Linked DNA regions of Homo sapiens: region 1 is linked to region 2. Evidence: read pairs that join two places in POLR2A ChIA-PET (ENCODE). Cell type or tissue: Panc1. All regions are shown on one strand. Each heading gives the region's core, and the rest is flanking DNA. Links, peaks and the distances in the headings are about the cores only.

What was found. Peaks named below come from ENCODE experiments on the same cell type or tissue, not always from the same donor. Only the 100,000 strongest peaks of a DNase experiment are listed, where the experiment ranks them.
Region 1: POLR2A ChIA-PET joins it to region 2 with 6 read pairs; 3 of 35 experiments call an interaction of 5 or more read pairs at or near these places.

What each region holds. Positions count from the first base shown.
Region 1 is chrX:13,013,028-13,017,423 of GRCh38, reverse strand. No RefSeq gene overlaps it. Among named protein-coding and RNA genes, the nearest start is that of FAM9C, 29 kb to the left of the region's middle. RefSeq lists enhancers at 3,614-3,783, 3,894-3,973. In Panc1, for the core only: no CTCF peak of the experiment used is centred there; no DNase peak of the experiment used is centred there; H3K27ac peaks cover 2,554 bases.
Region 2 is chrX:13,386,342-13,390,737 of GRCh38, reverse strand. It overlaps LOC124905248 (a long non-coding RNA gene), which reads left to right. Exons shown (of 2, transcript XR_007068395.1): 2 at 2,921-3,187. Among named protein-coding and RNA genes, the nearest start is that of LINC01203, 53 kb to the right of the region's middle. RefSeq lists a silencer at 2,702-2,801. In Panc1, for the core only: no CTCF peak of the experiment used is centred there; no DNase peak of the experiment used is centred there; H3K27ac peaks cover 1,783 bases.

The DNA of each region.
Region 1 (4,396 bases), core at 326-4,325, 370 kb after region 2:
CACTTTGAGACTAGTATCGTCATTCCCATTTTAGAGATGAGAAAATTGAGCCTTGAAGAAATGGACTCACTTAACTCTATACAGCCAGGAAGCAGGAATACTGCCTTTGGAATCCAAATCTGACTCCAACTCCTACTTTCTTTTCCCTATATCACTTCACACCAAGAGAAAGGAGATGCTTAGGATGTTGGGACTGGAAGGTACTTGCCATCTCGTCTAGCCTCCTCTCTCTAAGGTTGAGGAGGAAATACTTTTTCTAGGCTGAAACAGAAAGTGGTACCTGACTTAGTCCATGAAAGGCAATGAATGGTGGGAGATAGGTGTTCCAAGGAGGCCTGGCAATGGTGATAAAAGAAAAACTTTAGCCAAATTAAATGTAAAGGTATTTAATTGAGCAATGAACAATTCCTGAATCGGGCGGCCCCCAGAATCACAGCAGATTCACAGAGACTTCAGTGCAGCCACGTGATGGAAGAAGATTTATAGACCAAAAAAAGGGAAATTATGTACAGAAATGGGAAATGAGGTCCAGAACGACTGGGCTGGTTACAGCTCGGCATATGCCTTATTTGAACACAGTTTGAACACTCAGCGGTGTATGAATGGTTGAAGTATGGCCACTGGGATTGGCCAAGACTTAGCTATTGTTACAGGTGCATACTACTAAGTTAGGTTTTCAATTTTGTCTGCCTATTAAGCTAGGCTATAGTTTGTCCACAAGGACTCAAATATAGAAGTATGGAGTTCTTCTCAGGCCATATTTAGTTTGTTTTAACCATGGTTTTCCCCCTTTAAAATGCTGACAACTGCAGAGCAGTATTTTCAGAGTATCCGGAGTATGTCAAAGACCAGTCAATATGAATGGCCTGACAAGAGTGATATTCTATCCTACCATGAGCTTGCATTAGAGAGGCCTCAGACTTTAATCCAGGCTGTGAAAGGCCAGGATAATATGTAACTAAGTGAGGCAATGGAGTACCTTCCCCTTAACGAATGGGTTTCCTAAGAAGTCTTCGGCATGAACTTCATCCAGAAGAAATGAAGACACAAGAAGATAATGCACTAGTTGCCACCACAAGTCCCTGCAGTGTCCCCTGCCTGGGCCCTGCACTCCATCATAACAGGTGAGGGTCCTGCCTTTCTTACATTTCCCAGGTAAGATGATCAAAGTTAAAACTTTGAAACTGTCTTCCATCCCCCCGCAAAAGGAACTCAGTAGCCACAAAGGAGGCAATGTCATGTCATTTACCAGCCTCTAAAGCCTGCCCCAAACTCAGTAATTCACCAATCCTGAGATTAAGGGGAACAAAGTAGGTCTGTTCTCTTTTTCCCTTTTTTTTTTTTTTTTTTACTTCCTTGTGCACTGTGTCCCACCATGAGAAATAAGCATGTAGTTTCACTTCCAGTGTGGTCAACGGGCAGAATGCTAAGATCATGGCATTGAGAGAGACTCCAAGCCTGGGGAAAGAGCCTAGAATGCCACCCACTGTGATGAAAACAGCCAGCACTCACAATAGTGAGGGGCCATTCGATATGGGTGCACCTATCCACAGTGCCTTCAGTAGGAGGGAAACAATCTGCCTTTTATAGCCATTTAATCACTGAAGCAATGCAAAAGTCATTAGATATTTACTGAAGATTCTCACCAGTGTCAGACTTGAGATTTGAACTTGAGATACCTTTGAGAATACAAAGCTTACATTTGATCCCTGCCCTGGAATGCTTAGAATCTAATGGAGAGATAAGAAACCAAACCTGGAAGCTTAAGCAATGATGGAGAATGAATAGAGTAGCACAGATTTGCACTGCTAGAAGAGTAGAATCCCCAATATTTAGTATGGCACAATGGTAAGGAAATTGAAAACCTGGGATTTAGTCTATATTTCCTAAGTACAAAATGGAATAAGTTTGTAAAACCATGCAATGTTTCTGGTCCAGATTTTTTTTTTTTTTTTTTTTTTTGAGATGGAGTCTCACCCTGTCGCCCAGGCTAGAGTGCAATGGCACGATCTTGGCTCACTGCAACCTCTGCCTCCCGGGTTCAAGCTATTCTCCTGCCTCAGCCTCCAGAGTAGCTGGGATTACAGGTGTGCACCTCCACACCCAGCTAATTTTTGTATTTTTAGCAGAGACGGGGTTTCACCATGTTGGCTAGGCTGGTCTTGAACTCCTGACCTCGTGATTCACCCGCCTTGGCCTCCCAAAGTGCTGGGAGTACAGGCGTGAGCCACTGCGCCCAGCCCAAGATTTTTTAAAGTTATAACACAAGCAAGATATCTAAAGTCACTTAAAATAATTTTTTTTAAAAAAAACAAAAACCTTGTGAATGTGTGAGACTGAGGGGAAGAAGATAGGAAAGCCCTGGAGACCTGTGTGGCTGGTGCAGACACTTCCAGAAGGATTGTCATGGGAAACAAGGAAAGGAGAGAAGAAGGCAGGAAGAGAAGCTTCTTCAGTCAGGAGAACCCTGAATGCTGGGTGCAAATGATAGCATACATGCGGGTGGGCAGTGTTTCCTGGGCTTTCAAGCATTCCTTCCCTTTGATGACTCATCTGTTTCTGTACCTTCTATTCCTCAATCACGAATTTACATCCATTCTGTCTAATTAAAATAGCTAACATTGATGGAGCATTTTATAGTATCAGGCACTGTTCTGTGGGCTTCATATGTTGCCTTACTTAATTCTCACACCAAGAATATGGCATATGTATTACTACTCTCTCCGTTAAAGTTGAGAACACTGAAGCACAGAGATGTTAATTAACTTAGTCAAGGCCACACAGTTTGTTAATAGCCCAATCTGAATTTGAACTCACACGGTGTGATAAGGAAAGCCAACCTCTGTCTGCTAACCTGAAAGACCTTTTTGCCAAAAAAAATCTAGATTTTTGAGCATTTATCCAATGAGATATCCAAGAAGTCTCTTCAGTTTTTCACTGTATCTCACATGTGTGAACCTAGCCACAGTATGACTTATCTGCAGAAGGATAAGGGCAAGTTATCATGTCTCCTGTCAAGGTAAAAATGTTGTTTCACAATTCCCTGGCCGACCTTCCAGGCAAATTTGCTGCAAAAACAGTTTTTGTGGGGTTTGTAGCAAAATTATATGATAAGAAGGACACGAACCGAATTCCTTTTTTAAAGGACTATGCTGGTTTTTGTAGCCCCTGGCTGTGTAGTGACAACAAATGCATGCTAAGGGGCAGTCCCTGGTGAGTACTTATCTCTTTAACCTGTTTTAATCTCCAGACAAGTCAAGAGCCTACAGAGGGGTAAAGGACATGTGACATACTCAATAACATTATCTATGAAAAGATATTCCCACAATTTTTTTAAAAAAAGCTTTATTGTATTTACAGGGGCAAGCGTCCCATTCTTCTCCCTATGCCAATTTCACCGTGCAGTAGAGGTCATTAACTTGTGTAATATGGAGGAACCAAGAACGCTGCTTCCTCATTACAGCAGAAGAGACAGCAGCCCCCAGCTGTTATGAAACAGTGCTGAGCTTCACAACAGGAAGTACGATCCATGGCCAGTAAATAATGCTGCCTTCCCTTCCCTTTCAGTAAGCCTCGGAACTTCCTTATCCTTAGTTCCAAATCCTTTTACAGATGTTTACCTGGGAATTTGGATTTTTCTTCCCTTCTCTTAGCTCCTTTGAGGAGCCAGACAGTGTCATTGACCTCTCGCTTCATGTTAATAGTAAGCTAAGGGGAAAGCCACAATATGTCTGTTGTTCTCAGGAAAACCTTGAAAACACAAGGGAGAAAGCCCACTGTCTGACTATACCCATCTTTTTCTCTAAATATTTTGAGTTGGACTCTATCAACATCACTTTGCCCTTGAGTCAGAGTTTCTCTTTGAATGTACCTTGACACACCCTGTTCAAAACCAAACCAGGCAGCCTGAATCAGGCAACAGTATTTTGTATGTAAGTTTCTGCAAACATAGTCGGAGGTATAAGAAGAGCGCTGTAAATAGCTGCCTTAGTTCAGCAACTACAATCCATGCCAGATAAATGGGGGGAAAAATACTAATTCATCTGTGACTAATTCATCATGAGAAGAGGAGTAAAGGAGTTTCCAAAAAACTGTGCAGCTAATAACATATCATTCCTACATCCAAGAATGTGCCATTACTCCAGAATTTCTGTTGACAGGTGTGTCCGTTTTCTATTGCTGCTGTAACCAATGATCACAAACGAAGTGGCTTAAAACAACACACACATTTTTTAAACTTTTATTTTAGGTTCAGGGATACATGTGCAGGTTTGTCCTATAGATAAACTACATGTTGCAGGGGTTTGGTGTGCAGATTATTTTGTCACCCAGGTAATCAGCATAGTAGCCATAGGTAGTTTTTCAATCCTCACTCCCCCGCACCCTCCACTCTCGA
Region 2 (4,396 bases), core at 167-4,166:
ATACTCGCAGATCCCAAGAGTAGGGACATGCCAAATTATGGGGGCTACATGAGGAAGCACTGGGCTTGGTGTTTTAGTTCGTCCTCACACTGCTATAAAGAAATACCTCAGGGGCTGGGCGTGGTGGCTCACGCCCTGTAATCCCAGCACTTTGGGAGGCTGAGGCAGTTGGATCACAAGGTCAGGAGTTCAAGATGAGCCTGGCCAACATGGTGAAACCCCGTCTCTACTAAAAATACAAAAATTAGCCAGGTGGTAGTGGCGTGGACCTGTAATCCCAGCTACTCGGGAGGCTGAGGCTGGAGAATCGCTTGAAACCAGAAGATGGAGGTTGCAATCAGCCGAGATCATGCCACTGCACTCCAGCCTGGGTGAAAGAGCAAAACTCCATCTCAAAAAAAAAAAAAAGAAAAAAGAAGAAGAAGAAAAAAAGAAATACCTCAGGCCGGGTAATTTGTAAAGAAAAGAGGTTTAATTAGTTCATGGTTTTGCAGGCTGTTATAGGAAGCATGATGCTGTATCTGCTGAGCTTCTGGGGAGGCCTCAGGAAACTTACAATCATGATGGAAAGGGGGAGCAGGCATGTCACATGGCCAGAGCAGGAGCAAGAGAGTGAGGGAGGAGGTGCTACACACTTTTAAACACCCACACCTAACAAGAACTCACTATCATGAGGACAATACCAAGGGGGATGGTGCCAAGCCATTAATGAGAAAACTGCCCCCATGATCCAATCACCTCCCACCAGGCCCCAACTCCAACACTGAGTATTACATTTCAATATGAGACTTGGGCAGGGACACACATCCAAACTATTATCAGTTGGTCAGGAGGCAGAGAGTGCAAGGTGAAAATGTGGGCAAGAGCCTTTATTGTGGTTTCCATTGGAAGAAATGGGTGAGGCAGGGTAAGCAGGTTTAGATCAGCTAGTTTGAATAATTTCAGTGGACTCTGAGGTGTAAGGGCTGTCTCTAGTGTCTGGCACCTAGCCTGGGTGATTAAGGCAGGGTAGTGGTGGCCCAGGGTGTCAGAGCTCAATAGAGGAGGCAGTTGTGGGTGTGGGCTTTGGATTAGTTGGTTTGCATTAGAAAGGCACACTTGCAGTCAAATCCTCTACTATCTCTAGGGATTAGCTAGCCCTTGGAAGAGCTCCAGGGTCACCAAGCCCCCAAGATGTCAAAGCATTAAAAATAGAGAAAATAAAAATACGCTATATATATACCTCTAGATGTTGGAAATGGCAAGGAAAGGGCTTCTTCCCTAGAGCTTCAGAAAGGAATGCAGCCCTGCTAACATGGTGGCGTTAGCCTTGGGAGACTTGCATTGGACTTCTAACCTACAGAATTGTGAGATAATAAATCTGCATTGTTTTAGCCACAAAATTTGTGGTAAGTTGTCACAGCAGTAGTAGGAAACTAATACAATATACTCCTCAAGCTTCCACCCACTAATTTTAGTATCCATTGATGATTCTTGCCTAAATCGATTTTTATTATGACCGTAATTTTTCTTATCCCATTGTTCCTTCTATTTAATAGGTGGTTTTCTACTACAAGGACAATGTTTTTTCCCCTTGCCTCCCCACCATTTATTTATATAAATATGGACACACAGATCCTTCTTTCATTTAATGGGCTATACTCCTTTATTGTCATTCATTCTGATGCTCAAATTTTTCCTAATTTCATCAGTAGGAACACCCTTAAGCTGGCTTCTGCGTCTTTTTGACTTGTCAGCTGGAAAATTTGCATGCGAAGGCCATGTAATGGGATTATTATTAATCTTCTTAAATATGACAACGGTATTAAGGTTATATAGGAGAATGTCCCCTTTCCTTGGGAGATATATTTACGGGTGAAGAGTGATGGTATTATTTGCAACTTACTTTCAAATGGGTCAGCACCTCCAAAAAGGCGATGCTTTTATAGGCTTTGTGCATCTATGTCTCTCTCTGTGTGTGTGTGTGTGTGTGTGTGTGTGTGTGTGTGTGTGTGTGCAGAGAGAGAGAATTAGCAAATTTGGCAAAATGTCAAAATGATCAAATCTAGGTGGAGGATAACCAAGTGTTTATTGTGTTATTCTTTCAATTTTTCTGCATGCTTAAAATTTTTTACAATAGAATTTAGGGGAAAATGCAAACAAAGAAAAATAGCCTTAAAAAACAGCTGATTCATTGTTCTCAGGACATAGTTGTGCATATAGCACATACTTCATGATCTTTCCCTTGGGTCCAGGGTACAAAAAGGATAATTTTTTTAATGAACATTTTAAAGTGTCAGCTTAAATCTGGCCTCTGTGATTTAATTAAATGGAAAGTTTGCCCATAAAGTGCCTGAAAGCAATGACCTCATTAAAGTATGTAAACACTGTTCCTCAGATCTCATTTACACTTTTTTATTTGTGCTTATGGACAAAGTTATTTTATAATCCAATCCCTGTCTAAATCACCATAAGTTTTAGATTAGCAATGACCCATAAAGGGAGTTTTAATATGTAGTTTATAGAAATCCACATTCCAATGAAAATCCAACCAAAGGGGAATGAAAATGCAATGCAAAGCTTATTAAACTATTTGAAGTTTCTTCTACCTAATTTTTCAGAGCTTTTTATACATGACTAGACTCATACATTTATAATCATTGAAGTTTGGCAGGTACAGAGAGCTGATATGAAGTGTTGCAAGAAAACTGATGAAGGAGCCACCCAGACAGCTGCCCTGTGGTAGCTTTAAAATAGGTCAACACATTTGAAACTTTTCCCTTTCAAGGGTGGAGACTCATTCTCTTCCACTTGAGCATGGGCTAGACTTAGTGACTCACTTCTAACTAATAGAATATGGCAGCAGTGGTGGTGTGTGGCTTCTGAGACTAGATGGTGTCAGCATGGCAACTTCCTCTTTGCTGTCTCTCTTATATCATAGCTGCCATGCCATGAAGACACTCAAGCAGCCCTATGAAAAGGTCCACTTGGGGAGGAACTGAGACCTCTTGCCAACAACCATGTGAGTAACCCGTCTTGGAAGACGATCCACCAACCCCAGTCAAGGCTTCAGATGACTGTCACTCCAGCCAACATCTTGACTACGACCTCATGAGAGACTCTGTGCCAGAACCACCCAGCTAAGCTGCTCCTGAATTCCTGACCCCCAGAAACTGAGATAATAAATGTTTATTATTTTGAGCCACAATATTTTTGGGTAATTTGTTGGAAGGCAATAGATAACTAATACAGGCTCTCATAATGTCATTTATTTGGGTCCAGTCAGCATGCTTTAGGATCTGGGAGTTTTTTTCCTTCATCCATAATCTAACAGCAATATAAGGAATACAAGAAAAAGAAACTAAAGAGACTTCCCTGGATTCTCCTGGTATTGGTGGATGTAACATTTGACTCTTTACTTCTTCCCTGCTGAGTCTGAAGGGCTTTTGCTTGAAGTAATTTGCCATTTTGGAAGAGAAGCACTATTTGGCTAGTGTGTGTTTTAGTGTCAGAAAGTCCCTTAGGAAATGAATAAACCCAGAGTCTCCAACTCACTTAATAAAGCATTGCATTTAATCCTGCAACAATCCTGTGATGTAGGCACACTTGCCTGATTTTAAGGCTGAGGGAATTGAAGTATTATGTGTCAGGGATACACACAAATGTGGGGGAATATGAAAGGTCTTGGAGGCTGTCTTCATAAATATCCAGTTACTTCTGCGTCATGGAAGAGAGGAAAAAAGAAAGGCATTAAGAAGGGAACAGATATAATGTACTGAGTATGGGGAGAAAGGTACTCTCTTTGCTCCCAAATGAGAGAATTATTTCCTGAAAGGCTAGTTGAAGGTCTAATCAAGTTGACATGGTCCTCAATCCCTAATTCCCTGGAGGCCTTGGAAACTCAGCCAGCCTAGGCCTGAACAATGAGCCTCCACATGGCTACTTTCCTTTGATCTTCTGCTTCCTTTGAACAAAGTAGCAGAAGGTCTTGAAGGGCAAAAGTGGCCAATTTCTAGGTTTTCAAAGACTCTGGGAGCTGGTGAATGAAAAGGGATGTTTGTAGCTTTATGCTGTGTCAGGAATTTGATACCCCCTATCTGGGGATGTTATATGACATGGTTGAACCTGAACAGACACTGCAGACATGGTGGTCTGTTGTCAGTCCTACAGCAAAAGGGCATTCCCTATTCTGGCCAGGTTTTGAAAAGGAAAGTACCAGCGATTTGAAGTCAAACAGATTCTTGTCACTCCCTTAGTCCTGGTTCTGCTACTAACTGGCTGTGTCCCTTCACTATGAATCTTGGTCTTTTTATTCACAAATGTAGATAAAGTGTTTTCTCTGATTTTTTTTAGCTCTGACATTTTAGGATGACATGATTCCTCTAGGAAGCTCCAAAAGGCTCCAGTTCCGTCAAGT